Linked DNA regions of Homo sapiens: region 1 is linked to region 2. The links are chromatin loops, found by intact Hi-C in ENCODE. Cell type or tissue: ascending aorta. All regions are shown on one strand.

Region 1 (8,000 bases), 160 kb before region 2:
GAGCACATTTAGGGTCAGCCAGCCTAAGCCACGACGCTTGGCAGGTTAGGGGGATTAAAAGCATTTTCTACTTCCAGTGGATTTTTCGTCACGTAACCCCTTCGAGGGTGCAGCAGCATCTGTACCTGCTCATATGAGGCACATGACTCAAGGCGGGGGTTGTGGTTGGTTACCTAGGGTTTAATACAACTGAGGCTGGCCGAGAGGGCCAACATTAGGAAGCCATTTTTGACCAACAAATGATTTATTCTACTTAGAAATGAGTCTTCCACATGCCATTAACAACAAAGAGCTTTTTCAGGAAACGGTAAGTCCCCTCCATCTCTTTCTTTTCTCAGACAGGTGCCCTGACCATCCAGAGATAAATAATAAACAAAAGCAGGCCTCCTGGGCTCGCTTTCAGCCATTCATACTCCAAACCCCAAAGCTTTGCCCTCTGGAATCTCACAGCCTGGAAGGGGCCACAACGGTTTCCTAAAGAAAGGGTCAGGAAGGGGCAGAACAAAGAAGACAAATGGAAAGGAGAAATGAAAATCACTACATTTGGGTCAACCACAGGCACACACAAGGCTCCTGTTGTCCACATGTAACCTTAAGCTTCCCTGAAGGGGATGAACCAGGCCCTCGGAGCCTAATTAAATGAACCATTTCCTGGCCAGGCACACAACCCATCACCTGTGTGCAGAGAAGCCAGGGTCTCTCTAAGCTCCCGGCTGCTTTTAATTAAGGACTCGTCCCTGAGAGATGAAGCACAACATACAAAACCACCTTCGAGTCACCAGAATGGAAGTCATCTTGGACTTAGTGCTGAGAACTGCCTGCAGCCGGCCAGCCAGCCGGCAGGAGAAGCTGCCGCCTACAGCCAGGCGATGGCCTCAGGCTAAGGAGCACAGGGAGGCTCCCCTGACTCAGGCTTGCCCCACACCCAGCATCCTGCATGTCTATCCAGACCACCTTTCTTCCCCGTGTTCCACCTAAGTCATCCTTCAGGGTCTGATTCGGCCACGCCTGCCTCTTCCACTGCAACCTCCCAAAGCCGCGACGGCAGAGGCCGTTGCCCCGCCTCTACTCCTGCACCCTGTGCAGGATGCGGTCTTGAGCCTCACAGGTTTGTGACATGCATGTGTCTCCCCAGGGCAGTGATGAGCTGTCTGGACGGCCTCATGCCCGGCTTGATGCTGGCAGGACTTCTGAAGCGTTGGTGGGATGGTGTGGGATGGTGGAAAACTAGGGCCACTTGGGTCAGGTTCTGATCTTTTGAAGCCCAAGCCTGCCTTGGTGGGAAGCAAGTTCTCAGCACTCTTCAGCACCTCCCTTAAAGGAGGGACTATTCTTCGGTGAGTGGGAGACAGACCGAAACTTGACGTGGATGGCATTTCATCTTCCTGACTGCCAGCCCTGAGTTGGATGAAGGTGTGCACCCACTGGGCGTGGGCTGCCGCCTGCTGTGGAGCTGCCGCTGCCCCTCGTACCCTACACAGGCTCCTCCTAAAGCCAGACCCGCAGCCTTCCCAGCATGAAGGCAAGCACGGGGTAGCTGCTGTTCTCTTCCCGGACGGTCCTCAGTCCTCGGTCCAGCTTTCTCAGTCCACATTTTTATTAAGGATTATTGGCCAGACGCAGTGGCTCATGCCTGTAATCCCAGCACTTTGGGAGGCCGAGGCAGGAGGATCACTTGAGGCCAGGAGTTCGAGACCAGCCTGACCAACACGGTGAAACCCCACCTCTAATAAAAATACAAAAAAAAAAAAAAAAAGAAATTAGGCACTGTGGCGAGCACCTGTAATCCCAGCTACTCAGGAGACTAAGGGAGGAGAATCGCTTGAACCTGGGAGGCGGAGGGTGCAGTGAGCCGAGATGGCGCCACTACACTCCAGCCTGGGTGACAGAGAGGACTCTGTCTCAAAAAATTAAAAAAAAAAAGATTATCGTATTGGCTTGTATTCTTCTGTCACCTGAAATCTTTTTGGGAAAAGACCAGGTAAAAATACACAAACATAACTCATATATAAGTTGATTTTTCTCCAAAGACACTGTAATTTCACAGAGGATCTCTGTCCTCTCGTTTAAGTGAAAAGATACATAGTGAAACCAAATTTTTGTTCTCGTCAACATTTTAATGAAACATTATTCAAGGGCCTGCTGTAGGTCATAATTCCCAAGAACCTATGGACAACATTAAGTGAGGACTTACTGAACTATCAAAGTTATGATTGGAATAACAGCAAAGATGTTTAGGTCTTACCATTTAAAAGGCATGTAACACACATCCTCATTTTATCATCACAGCAACCCTGCAGAAGGCAGGGGTGTTATTATCCCACATTACTGTTTACAGGTGAAAAAAAGAGGCACAGGTAGGTTAAGCAACTTGGCTATGGTCACACAGCAGGTAATTCAATGAAAGCCATGCGATCCCACCCTAAGGCCGTGCGGACTCTAGAATGACACCTGGTGAGTAACCTAGCAGGCAAAATAATTCAGCTGAAAGAGTCACCAGCTGGATGGTGGCAGAGAGAAGTACTTGGCAAGATTGGTTTTTCACACAAGGTCAACGCGAACGGAACCTCTCATACCAGCCACCTACTAGGGTACAGCATCAAGACCTAATTTCAGGGAGGGAAATGGGAAATGCATCCATTTCATCATCACTGGATACTAAGGGTTAGGCCTGGCCTCAGGCTTTATAAACCACATGTGTGCCAAATGTCCACGTCTAAACCTAGAGTTTAGGGTGAAAACTATGAATGGGCTACCATGGAAGTTACAAAATAAGAATGCAGGGGGAAGCCTGAGGGCGCGCGCCACCCGAATGCGGGAGGAGCCAGATGGGGCAGCATAGGAAGGGCTGTTCTTTACCACTGATCTGGGGGGCTCATGATCGCCCAGAGGGACAGACCAACAGCATCGGGGTCTGTGGGTTGATATTCATCTGCACGTCGACACTGGTGGGGATGCCAGGGAAATCTCACATGTTCTGTTTAGCAGAAACGAGACACCTGAGGCAGAAAGTGACAATAAGGAGTCACACGGCCAGGCAACCATGGGCAATGGCAACGCAGGGGATACTTTAGAATCTGAAAGCCTGTGAAACACCCTCAAGTCCGAGAGGATCTGCTCCATGATGAGGAACTCCGTGACCTCCAGGGCCCACACACGGAGGTGAGCCACAGTCATCCTGCCACACCTGCTCAGTCTCCCGATGAGCCAGGCGAGGTGCTGAGCCCTGTACTCCTCGCCCCAGGGGTCCTGATAGCCCCTTGGGAGGCGAATGACCTTTGAAGCCACAGCAGAGGCTGACCAGCTCAGAGCACGGAGCCACTGAGTCAGAGGGCGGAGGTCTGGCTTCCTCCAACAGATTCTCCAAAAATCCTCACGATCACAAGCTTCTAAACCTCCATGACCTACCATGATTCCAGTAATACTTCTGTTTCCCTTCAAGTGGGAGTGTTTGTGCCATGTTTACGTGTCTGAGTGGGGGAGCGGGTGCTAAGGCAGACTCAACAAGTCGGGTTGCTTCGCTGTTCTCAGCACAAAAGTCACCCAGGCTGTCTGGCCACAATGTTTCACACTGGATTCCTTCCACTGGAGGGATGTCTCATCAGGTTTTGCTGTAATTTCACTGAGTCACCCATAGAAACGACCAAGCAGGGGAGACTGGAGGGGACATCTCCAGGGGGCCACATCTGAGCTGAGTTACAGAAAGTGAGGCAGGGCTGGCAGTTAGGGCAGGTCGCAAAGCAGCCCAAGGACTAAGGTGCAGACAGAGAGCATCTCTGTCTGTCAAAGGCAGACAGCGTGGGATGCCGAATGCTGATAGCTGCACAACTCTTTTTTTTTTTTTTTGTCACCCAGGCTGCAGTGCAATGGAGCGATCTCGAGTACCGCAACCTCCGCCTCCCAGGTTCAAGCAAGTCTCCTGCCTCAGCCTCCCGAGTAGCTGGGACTACAGGTGCTTGCCACCATGCTTGGCTAATTTTTTTATTTTTTAGTAGAGACAGGGTTTCACCATGTTGGTCAGGCTGGTCTTGAACTCCTGGACTCAAGTGATCCGCCTGTCTTGCCCTCCCGAAGTGCTGGGATTACAGGCATGAGCCACCATGCCCAGCTAGCTGCACAACTCTTGCGTGTGCTAAAAACCATTGGACCGTACACTTTAAAAGTGTAAATGTTATGTTATGTGAATTATATCTCCAGAAAGCTGTTGTTAAGAAGGTGAATCAAGAGAGGATATTTTAGGCAGAGAGAACCACATGGATCCAAGACATCACAGGTAGACATCCAGGAAACCAACAGTTTCAGAATACGAGTACGTCATGTGACCCAGAGTTAGGTTGGTAAAAAGTGACCCTGGGTGTCAGGAACCATGGGCAGTGTTGTCTTTCTCCTCACTCTCAGTCGTAGCTGTTTGACTCTTCACTCTTACTACCCAGAGCTTTTCCTACATCAAAATAAACCAAGGTACTGCAGGGACTTGCCACTGGCCTGGAAGTCAGAGCTGGTTCTGCCATGAAACGGTGCTACATGGGGCATGGGCCACAGCTCCCTGGTCTCTGCAATGGATGGTTCTCTGAGAGAGGAGCACTTTGAGGGCTGTGAGTACAGAGGGAGGAGCTCAGGGTGTCAAGAGTGGGAGAGGAAGTCTGGGCCTACCACCTTCTACCTGGTTTATTCAAGTTCTAAGATTTTGCTTAAAAAAAGGGCTGTACCAATTTTCCAAATGTTTGAAAACCACTAGATGAGATAATCGGTAAGGTTCATTTTAGTGTTGACATCCTACGAAGTTTCATAGTTCAAGACTTGAGAGTTACTCAAAAGTTTGTGTCATCCCTCCTAAAACAAACCTTTACTAAGCAAGGTACTCTGAGGCTCAAACCAACTGTGGACTGCCCAGCTCTTCGGTTCACAGCCTTAGGACACAGATGCAAGCAGCTGAGTGAGTTATTCACAAGAAGGGGAAGAAGGAAAAGGCTTGGAACCCATAATCTTCTCCCCTGAATGCCATGTTCAAATTTAAACTCTTAGGGAATTTCTATATTTGTATACAGAATCCAAATTCCCTTCTCTTTTCTCTTCCAGGAGAGATTCCGAGCCCACCCCTTGCCTGCCTCCGAGACCTCAACACCATCCTGCTTACTAAAGGGAGCCCAGTTTTTCCCGCTACCCATGGCACAGGTCTTCGTCAATTTCAGTGTGCCCTTCATGAATCTGGCATGTGGTCACTGGCAGTTAAAGGGGGTGATGATGGAGAGGAGAAACCCCAGGCTCCAACTACAAAACCCTGCGGGACACGCAGGCTCCTCTGGGCTTCCCGGCCCACATTCCTGGCCTATTTCAAACATCAGGGAAGCAGACTGAGCGTGCCATGCCCTCCTCAAGTATTTTTAACCTGTTTCCAAAACCAGACATGTTCTAAGGGGGGCGACCCAGGAATTCCTCATCCAGGGCCAGTGCCTGCCAACCGCGAGATGTTGGCTTTCTAACAGCTCTGAGGAGGGAGTTGTTGTCTGCCTTTTCTGGCACGTGGGGAAGTGGGATCTCTCTCCAATTCACTTTTACGTCTCACATTTCTCATCAACCAGAGGGCAGGATCTAACTTAAAGTGAGAGTCTTCAGACCATCCTCAATGGAAGCTCTCCAAACACTGTTCTCCGGCTTCCAACAACAACAGGAGTCCATAAGGTTCCCCAAATGAAGGACCTGGATAGATCTTGTAGGAAAAAAAATCCTATGAGGACAAGGCCAAGGAACGGGCCTATATGCACTTCACTTGAATTATGCCTCCTGGCTCTAGGTGACAAGAGCCATCTTTTTCACCACTGGAGAGCTCAGCCTCCTACCACCTTGCCCCGATCCTGACCTGGTTCAGATTCCTCGCTAACATACTTCTCTCACCTTGTAGCACTGTTGCACATTGAACAGGAGGGAAAAGCTCTTTTGTTCATTTTCCTTAGAATGGAACCAAAATGATACTCCAGTAGCTCCATCTAAAAGCTCAAGTGGCAGCTAACAGCACGGACACCAGGGGCATCCCTTGCCAGCTTCCAATGCCATGGTGAGAGACACTCATCATGGTTTAAAAAAAGACCAGAGAGCATTTTCACAAGCAATTCCTAAGAGACTTAAATTTCCTACACATAGGCAGAATAAAAACCAAAAAGGAAAAAAAAAAAACTTCCCCCAAACAAAAGTGAGGGCTTTCAAGGAGACTTGCTGAGTGGGCAAACATTTTGGAAAGATGGAATTTTAAACACAAACACAAAAGGGCAAAGATTTGCAGCAGAAGAGCTATGCACACAGCCGGGAGGACTTTAATTAGGGAAAGCTTTGCAAAGCCCAGGGAGCATCAGCATCGGCAAATCTCCCCTTGGTCTCCGGAATGGAAAGAATGTGGAAACCAATGGGTGATCAAGGAGTTCGAATTTTGCCTGACACTCTTGCTGGGAATGAAGCATGCAGTCCTGTCTTTTGCCACCTTTTCAGCAGCCTCAGGTGAGCCTTTTAAAAAGGTGAAAAACGAAGGACCACCTAGCCTGGGAGAAGCCAGGGTGGATCCTCTCCTTCCTAGGGTGCTTCCTGCAGATGGCACACAGCCAAAGCTCTTCTGGTGTTTTAAGGCAGAAACAGAATTCAGGGGAGGACTAAACAACCCCTTTAGAGCTACGTGCTGTGTTTTTTGTTTGCATTTTTCCAAGTCCAGGCATTTTTCCAGGTATTTCCAATGAGACTGAAATGGCCTACACATAGGCTGACGACCTATAATAACATAAGAAAGTGATGTTGGCCCCCTGCTCCACCCAGAGGGGACATCTGCTTATTTGGCTTCCAGGTGGTGGGAGCAGTGGTTTTCCCCAAACAGCTAATACCCTTCAATTCTTTGCTTTCTGTATCATGAAGTTCACTGGAGTTTGGAGCACAGACTCTTTAAACCAGTAATTTAACTCTACTTTTGAGGATACCCTATGCCCCCAGCAGTTATGAGAAGGGTTGCCAAATCTTAACTCATAAGGGTGACAGGATCAGGAACAAAGGCCTGGACTCTCCACCCTTCTCCTCTGCCAAAATCTACGAGTTCAGGAAAATGGCAAGCCAGGAGTTTACTTTAGGTTCCCTCAAGAGCAGCAGCTGTTCCCACCAGGGCTGCGAAGGAATCAACAGGAACTGAGAGAACACCTGAATGGTCTGATTCAGAAAGTCCCAGCTCCCTGTGAGGTCAATAAAGAACTTTGTCTCAACAGAGGCAACAAGGCCACTGCCTCCTAGGAAAGGACTGATGTGGGCTTTTCTAGAGGCAGGCAGGCTCTTGGATCAACAGGCTTACAAGGGCACATTTCTCAGTTACGATCTTAAAATTGCAGGGAACCTGCTGATCTCTGTCCCTTACCCATCTAGAAAGTCTGAGTGGGAGCTAACAGCTGATCCTCAGCAAAACCAGAGTGTGCGCCCATCACCTGCTTTCTGGTAAGGGACCCATGTGGCCTGAATCAAAACTCAAAGCTCACTAGACACCAATTCACACGCTCTATCTAATCAGGCAGAAACCCAGCTGCTCCTGCTCAGTCCCTGCCCAGCTAGTACCTTCCCACCACCCACCAGCTGTATCTCAGGCTCTGCCCACTCTAAGCTTTCCCTGGGATTTGCCTGCCAAGGGTGGGCCACGGTGTCCTCTGTGGTGCTCTGCAGTGCCCATGTTCCTCACATCAGAAGCCTTGCATTCTGGCTGGGAGCGGTGGCTCACCTCTGTAATCCCAGCACTTTGGAAGGCCGAGGCGGGTAGATCACCTGAGGTCAGGAGTTCGAGACCAGCATGGCCAACATGGTGAAACTCCATCTCTACTAAAAATACAAAAAATTAGCTGGGGGTGGTGGCAGGCACCTGTAATCCCAGCTACTTGGGAGGCTGAGGCAGGAGAATTGCTTGAACCAGGGAGGCAGAGGTTGCAGTGAGCCAAGATTGTGCCATCACACTCCAGCCTGGGCAACAAGAACAAAACTCCATC
Region 2 (8,000 bases):
AGAAGAAATGTCCTTTCTCTCTCTTCTTAATCCATCTGTAACCATAACAATTTTGTCATCTCTGCTTTTATAAACGGAAAGAAACCATTTAAAAATGATATCTGATTCTCCCTGGCCTTCTAGAATTCAGAAACTCTTATAAAGTCTTTTTACTTTTTGGCCAGCCGTGGTGGCTCATGCCTGTAATCCCAGCACTTTGGGAGGCCGAGGCGGGCAGATCATCTGAGGTCAGGAGTTCGAGACCAGCCTGACCAACATGGAGAAACCTCGTCTCTACTAAAAATACAAAACTAGCCGGGCTTGGTGGTGGGCACCTGTAATTCTAGCTACTCGGGAGGCTGAGGCAGGAGACTCTCTTGAACCCGGGAGGTGGAGGTTGCGGTGAGCCGAGATTGCGCGATTGCACTCCAGCCTGGGCAACAAGAGCGAAACTCCACCTAAAAAAAAAAAAAAAGTCTTTTTACTTTTCATGGTAATAGTTATTTGCACATGTTCAGCAGGACTATGTCCTCCTTCTTACCAGGACAAATGGATTAATTGTAGCCAAGGCCTCACTTGGAGCATCATATCTGAGAATGGTGCTCACTAAATCAGGTGTGACAGGGCATTTTAAGGGATAAAATTTGTGTTAATACTTACGGAACACACGCCTACAAAGGTCTCCATGAAAACTGGCTTGGGGCCAGGTGCGGTGGCTCACACCTGTAATCCCACCACTTTGGGAGGCCAAGGCAGGCAGATCACCTGAGGTCAGGAGTTTGAGAACAGTATGGCCAACATGGTGAAACCTCATTTCTACTAAAAATATAAAAATTAGCCAGCTGTGGTGGCGGTAATCTGTAGTCCCAGCTACTGGGCAGGCTGAGGCAGGAGAATAGCCTGAACCGGGGAGGCGAAAGTTGCAGGAGCTGAGGTCGCACCACTGCACTCCAGCCTGTATGATAGAACCAGACTCTGTCTTAAAAAAAAAAAAAAAAAAGGGCCGGGCGCGGTGGCTCACGCCTGTAATCCCAGCAGTTTGGAAGGCTGAGGCGGATGAATCACCTGAGGTCAGGAGTTCGAGACCAGCCTGACCAACATGGAGAAACACCATCTCTACTAAAAATACAAAAAAAAAAATTAGCCGGGCATGGTGGCGCATGCCTGTAATCTCAGCTACTCTGGAGGCCGAGGCAGGATAACTGCTTGAATCTGGGAGGCGGAGGTTGTGGTGAGCCAAGATCGTGCCATTGCACTCCAGCCCGGGCAACAACAGCGAAACTCAGTCTCAAAAAAAAAAAAAAAAAAAAAAAAAGAACAAACAAAAAAAACAAAAGTGACTTGGTACCTGATTTACAGATATTAAAGACAGTCACTTCCTGGAAGGCCAGGAACTTTATGATATTCAGAGAACAAAAAAAGAGAAGAATTCACTCAGATATACAGGTTTGACAGGTGAAAGAAATTTTGTGGGAAGCGTCTTGAGCTGGGTGTCTTAACTTTGAAATAACAAATAATAGAGCCTTTTACGATTCCAGCTGGGAAAAGAATAAAGATTCCAATTGGAGATTCCTTATGAAAACTTCTAGACAAAAGCTAATTTTGTAATTGTTTGAAACGACATGGCTGTAAATTTTGTGAAGCACATTTAGGAGGCCTATACGACAAATTAATATTTTTTTTTCTTTGAGACAATGTGTCATTCTGTCGCCCAGGCTGGAGTGCAGTGGCGCAATCATGGCTCACTGCAGCCTCAACCTCCTAGGCTCAGGTAATCCTCCCACCTTAGCCTCCTTAGTAGCTGAGACTACAGGTGTGTGCCACCATGCCCAGCTAATTTTTTGTATTTTTTGTAGAGAAGGGGTTTCACGATGTTGCCCAAGCTAGTCTGGACCTCCTGGGCTCAAGTGATCCATCCACCTCGGCCTCCCAAAAGTGCTGAGGTTACAGGCATGAGCCACCATGTCTAGCTGACAAATTAACTCTCTTGCTGTACCTACATAAACAATCAGACCACATCTAATGAGAACAGTCAATTTTTAAATCAAGAGTCATTTTTCTTTAAGATTATAATGATCCTAAGGGGTTGGGGAGATCATAGGGACAAATTAGAAAAACCTCGACATTCAGTGGGTGTCCTGACTAGCTCAACCCATAGGATTATTTTTGGCCCTTCATTGTCTTTGAGCTACTTTATAGCTCTGTATCTTGTAGAAAGCTGTCAGTAAAACAAATTGTTCTTTTTTTTTTTTTTTTTTTTTTTTGAGATGGGAGTTTCACTCTTGTTGCCCAGGCTGGAGTGTAATGGTGCGATCTTGGCTCACCGCAACCTCCACCACCCGGGTTCAAGCGATTCTGCTGCCTCAACCTCCCGAGTAGCTGGGATTACAGGCATGCACCACCACACCCAGCTAATTTTTGTGTTTTTAGTAGAGACAGGGTTTCATCATGTTGGTCAGGCTAGTCTCGAACTCCTGACCTCAAGTGATCTGCTGCCTCGGCCTCCCATAGTGCTGGGATTACAGGCATGAGTCACTGTGCCCGGCCTGGTTCTTGTCCATAGAAATGCAACTTGTGTCCGGTAGAATGAAATTAATTATTGCCTTGTGGATATCAACCAACTTTGCCAGTTTCGTACCTAATCTGTAAGTTCACTTCCCTGTTCCTTACGCGACTATAACTGTGAGATATTTTGAACTAGTCGTAACATCTTATCAATTCCCTCATTACTTAATGTGTTCCACAAAATCTTTGATATGGGTTCATTTAATATCTGTATGAAAGTCATAATTTTATTGTTTTTGAAAATTACCCCTGGACTTAATATATATAAGGTGCTTAGAATAGGGTCTGGCACCAAGTATGGACTCAGTAAATGTTAGCTTTTGTAAGTAACGGATTAATAACATCCCTTGTTTTATAGATGAACAGAATGAAGTGCAGAGGAGACAAGCACATTTGCTTAAATGGCACTGCTTGCTGGAGATGGAGCAGGAGCTAGAAGCCAAGTCTCTGCTATCAAGCCCCTGCTTTCTTGCTGCCACCCCCGCCCCACCCCTCTCCTACCCACAGTCCTCTCTGGCTGTGCTTTGCTGACCCTACACATTCTTTGGGTTTCATTCTGGATCCTTCTAGGCTAGGTTAGCAGCCCCAACCCCAACCTTTGTGTCTTCCCCTGTGAAGCTGGTATTGTAAATATATTGCAACTATCAATTTCTTCATCTAGGCCAGGTGAACTACTGGCTCATGCCTGTAATCCCAGCACTTTGGGAGGCCGAGGTAGGAGGATGGTTTGAGGCCAGGAGTTTGAGACCAGTCTGGGCAGGATAGTGAGACCCCACCTCTAAAAAATAAAAAAAGAAAATCATCTTCATCTAAGCCATGAGCCACACACAACCAAGGACCGAAACTGTCTTGATTGCCACCCAGCCTGGCACACAGCAAGTAGAAACACCAGAAGTGAGGCCTCATATAGGTGTGGTGTTCTCTCCCCTGGGGATGGGGAGCAGGGCTGCTTTCCAGAACTGACTGGAAACCCTCTGCTCCTCCATCCTCTGACGGCCCAAAACTCCCCCAGGCTCCTGGCAGCTCTAGGCAATATCAAGCCTCCTAGAGAGGATGCCTGGAGCCACTAGCCTCTCAAGACTTGAGTTTCTGTTTTGTTTTTTTCCAAATAAAATTCCAGAAATCCAGGTTTAAAAATAACCAAGCAATGCAATCTTCTCCACCAAGCTGCTTGGCAAAAACAAACCCTCAACAAAGACTAGTGTGCAGTCTCACTTCACACTTACTCATTTTCGGCCGCCAACTCAGCTCTGTTTTGGGTGGGGAGGAAAAGCGGGAGGCAGGACTCCCAGGGGCAGAAGCGCAAGGGCACAGGCGCTGGGCAGAAGCTGGGCTGGACCGTAGGGCCGCCCCGGCTTTGCAGGCACACACCCGTTTGGGAAGACAGCTGCTAGAGACTGCTGCGAAGTCCGGTTTTCCTTGGAGTCCCAACTTGCTGGTCTCCAGCCCTGGATCTGGCAAGAGATCAAAGCAGCCCTGGAAAATGGTCTCCATTCGTAATCCAGAATTCATTCTCCTTCCCCGGGGAGACATCAGCTTCTGCCTGAGCCTGCCTTTCCCCATTATTACTTAGGGAACTGGCCGGTCATAATGGGGAGCAGCATTTATGCTCTTGCGGAACAACAACCTCAAGACTCCCCACTTTTTTTGACATGGTCTATTTTCTAACCTGTCATCCTTTTTTTAAGGCCCATTTTGTGGGTGAGAAAAACGTGTGATGGAAGAGAGGAAATTCAGGACCAGAGGCCTGGAAAACTGTCAGATTTCATATTTCCTCCTCCTTTGAATCAGCATTAATGCCCCTCAATGGGGTTTTCCTGCAAATGCTTGTATAACTCCCTTTTAAAACAATTTTTGCTGTTTTTTCCTTTCCCTGCCCCTGGGTAAGTTATTCCAACTGACTACTTTCCACCTCAAAAGAAAGTAGTGGACAGGAAAAAAGTGGTCGTGTGGTCTGTTGGCTACAGCTCCAAGTGGAGCCAGGAGATTTGGGTTCTATTCTGAGCCTTTCTGAGAACATGACGAGGGGGAGGGACACAAACTTGGCTCTTTTACTGGAGTCCAGGGACTCCATGCCAACAGGAGGAAGTTACTTATTCCGGATCAGAAGGGGACCAGGAACTGGCATTTATTAAACACCTGCAAAGCGCCACGCCCTTGACCAACTAGCTCTTTTTTTCTTTTTTCTTTTTTTTTTTTGAAATGGGATCTTGCTCTGTCACCCAGGCTGAAGTGCAGTAGCGCAATCACAGCTCACTGCAGTCTCTGCCTCCCAGGCTCAAGCAATCCTCCCACCTCAGCCTCCCGTGTAGCTGAGACTACAGGCATGTGCCACTGTGCCTGGCTAATTTTTTTGTATTTTTTGTAGAGATGGGGTTTCATCATATTGCCGAGGCTGGTCTCCAATTCCTGAGCTCAAGTGATTTGCCCACTCACCTCGGCCTCCCAAAGTGCTGGAATTACAGGCATGAGCCACCATGCCTGGCCCCAAGTAACTGTCTCTCTTTTTTTTTTTTTCGAGATGGAGTCTTGCTCTGTCGCCCAGGCTGGAGTGCAGTGGCGCAATCTCAGCTCACTGCAAACTCTGCCTCCTGGATTCAAGCGATTCTCCTGCCTCAGCCTCCTGAGTACCTGGGATTACAGGCATGCGCCACCACACCTGGCTAATTTTTGTATTTTTAGTAGAGATGGGGTTTCACCATGTTGGTCAGGCTGGTCTCGAACTCCTGACCTCATGATCTGCCCACCTCGGCCTCCCAAAGTGCTGGGATTACAGGCATGAGCCACCTCACCTGGCCTCTAACTAGCTCTCTTAATCCTCACAACTTTGCGGGTTAGCTTCTGTAACTTCCTTGTTACAGACTGGGACCCGGAAGCTCAGAGAGATGCAGTGAGTTCCTCAGGGTAGCACAGCTTGTTGGTGCTAGAGCTGGGAACAGAGTCCAGCTCTGGTTCTGGGGTCTGAGTTGTTTCACTACAACATGTAACCCACCAGCTATGCTTTCGTCCTTGACTTACTCCATGTACCGAGTACCTATTACGTACTATAAAGATAACAGTAAGCAAAACAAAGATTCTTTTTCATATGGAGTTTATTTTCTAGTTGGAGGTGGGTGGAAAAAGGAGGAAGACAGAAAATAAATAGGTAAATTATATAACATGCTGTAAGATCTTAAGCGCCAAAAACGAAAGAAAGATTAGAACAGGGTAAGGGGATTGGGAGGGCTGAAGATAGATGTTTCACATTTAAAGAGGGGAATGAGGGGCCAGGCACAGTGGCTCACGTCTGTAATCCCAGCACTTTGGGAGGCCTAGGTGGGAGGATCACTTGAGGTCAGGAGTTCGAGACCAGCCTGGCCAACATAGTGAAACGCTGTCTCCACTAAAAATACAAAAGTTAGCCAGGTATGGTGGCATGCATCTGTAGTCCCAGCTACTTGGGAGGCTGAGGTAGGAGGATCACTTGAGCCTGGGAGGCAGAGGTTGCAGTGAGCTGAGATCACGCTGCTGCATTCCAGCTTTATTTATTTATTCTCAAATACATAAGGTAATCAGGGTAGGCCTCATAGAAGAGATGACATTTGCATGAAGAGTTCAAAGAGATGTGAGAATTAGAAATGCTGCTGTTGGAGGGAAGATTACTGCTGTCAAAGGGAACAGTCAAGTCAGTGCAAAGGCCCTAAGGTAGGAGTGTGCCTATCATGTTTGAGGAGCAGCAAGGAGACCAAAGTGCCTGTAGCAAAGTGAGCAAGGAGCCGGCACATAAAGGGTCACTCTGCCTGCTGTGTTAAAAATAAACAGCAGGGATGGCCGGGTGCAGTGGCTCACACCTGTAATCCTGGCACTTTGGGAGGCCAAGGTGGGTAGATTGCTTGAGGCCAAGAGTTCAAGACCATCCTGGGCAACATGGTGAAACCCCATCTCTACAAAAAACACAAAAATTAGCCGGGCGTGGTGGCGTGCACCCATAGTCCCACCTACGTGGGAGGCTGAGGCGGAAGGATGGCTTGAGCCTGGGAGGTGGAGGTTGCAGTGAGCTGAGATTGTGCAGCCTGGGTGACAGAGCCAGACACCGTCTCAAAAAAAAAAAAAAAAAAATGAACTGCAGGGATGGCCAGGCATGGTGGCTCATGCCTGTAATCCTAGCACTTTGGGAGGCTGAGACGGGAGGATCACTTGAGCTCAGGAGTTCAAGACCAGCCTGGACACCATAGTGAGACTATGTCTCTACTTAATTTAAAAATAAAAATAAAAATAAATGAACTTCAGGGGGACAAGGAGGAAGCTGGGGGAGTAGATGGGGCCATTGCAGTAACCAGGTGAGAAGTCACTGTGGCTCAGACAAGGTTGGGAGCAGTGGAGGCAGGCAGCGGTGGGCAGAGTCAGGAAGGCAGAGCCAGTAGGATTTTCCAATGGATTCAATGTGGGGTGCTTCAAGGCAACGCCAGGGTTTTTGTTGGGCAATTGGAAGAAGAGAGCCATCCATGGAGCTGAAGAAGGCTTCGGGTGTGGCAGGTCTGGGGGTGGAGGGAAGATCAGCAGTTATGCTTTGAGAATTGTGAATCTGACGTGTATCACTGCTCTCCATACAGGGCCAAATCAATAACATCCAAAAAGATGACTGAAGAGGCCCATATACGAAGCGCTTCCAAACAAACTGGCTAGTTCCAGAGTTTCCTCTCCACTGCCTTCCTCTACACCAGCTGTTCTTAACCCAGGGGTCTGTGAACTTGGATGGAAAAAAAATTACACCTTTTTTTCTTTTCCCTTCACTGACCTCATGCTGGAATTTAGCATTTTCTTCCATTGTGATTGTAGGCAACAAACCCCTGCAGACTTAGCAGGACTGGCTCCTGTCACTGATAGAAACCATTGCTATTTTCATCTCACACAACGGGTGCTCTGGATTATCCCCAAATATCTTTCACCCTCATCACTTCTTTGAATTTTTGGTCTTTTTGGATCTGCCATTAAGTCTTATTACTTAACGCATTAACAAGCTCATAAATTATTATATCATAAATTTAAATTTGAAACATTTTTGATAATGGTATTTCACTATATTTGACCTCCCTTGTAGTCCTATGCATTTTATTGTTTGTATGTAAAATCATTATTCTGAGGCTGGGTGCGGTGCCTCACCCCTGTAATCTCAGCATGTTGGGAGACCAAGGTGAGTGGAGTGCTTGAGCCCAGGAGTTACCACCCTGGGCCACATGGTGAAACCCCGTCTCTACAAAAAAAAAAAAAAATACAAAAAGTAGCTGGGTGTGGTGGCGCTCGCCTGTAGTCCCAGCTACTTGGGAGGCTGAGGTGGGAGGATCACCTGACTCAGGAGAGGTTGAGGCTGCAGTGAACCGTGATGGCACTACCATGCTCCACCCTGGGCAACAGAGTGAGTCCCTGTCTCAAAAACAACAATAATAATAATAATAAAAATAAAATAAATATTCTGA

The links. Peaks named below come from ENCODE experiments on the same cell type or tissue, not always from the same donor. Only the 100,000 strongest peaks of a DNase experiment are listed, where the experiment ranks them.
Region 1: a loop joins it to region 2, with 2.5 times the contacts of the local background. A loop is called at or near these places in 2 of 110 quality-filtered maps.

What each region holds. Positions count from the first base shown.
Region 1 is chr1:19,395,048-19,403,047 of GRCh38, forward strand. All of the region lies in intron 2 of CAPZB (capping actin protein of muscle Z-line subunit beta), which reads right to left. Among named protein-coding and RNA genes, the nearest start is that of CAPZB, 86 kb to the right of the region's middle. RefSeq lists enhancers at 6,134-6,813, 7,492-8,000. In ascending aorta, a CTCF peak has its summit at 3,563; DNase peaks (open chromatin) are centred at 3,554 and 5,374; H3K27ac peaks cover 7,358 bases.
Region 2 is chr1:19,560,005-19,568,004 of GRCh38, forward strand. No RefSeq gene overlaps it. Among named protein-coding and RNA genes, the nearest start is that of MICOS10-DT, 33 kb to the right of the region's middle. In ascending aorta, no CTCF peak of the experiment used is centred here; DNase peaks (open chromatin) are centred at 3,527 and 3,897; H3K4me3 peaks cover 1,159 bases; H3K27ac peaks cover 2,493 bases.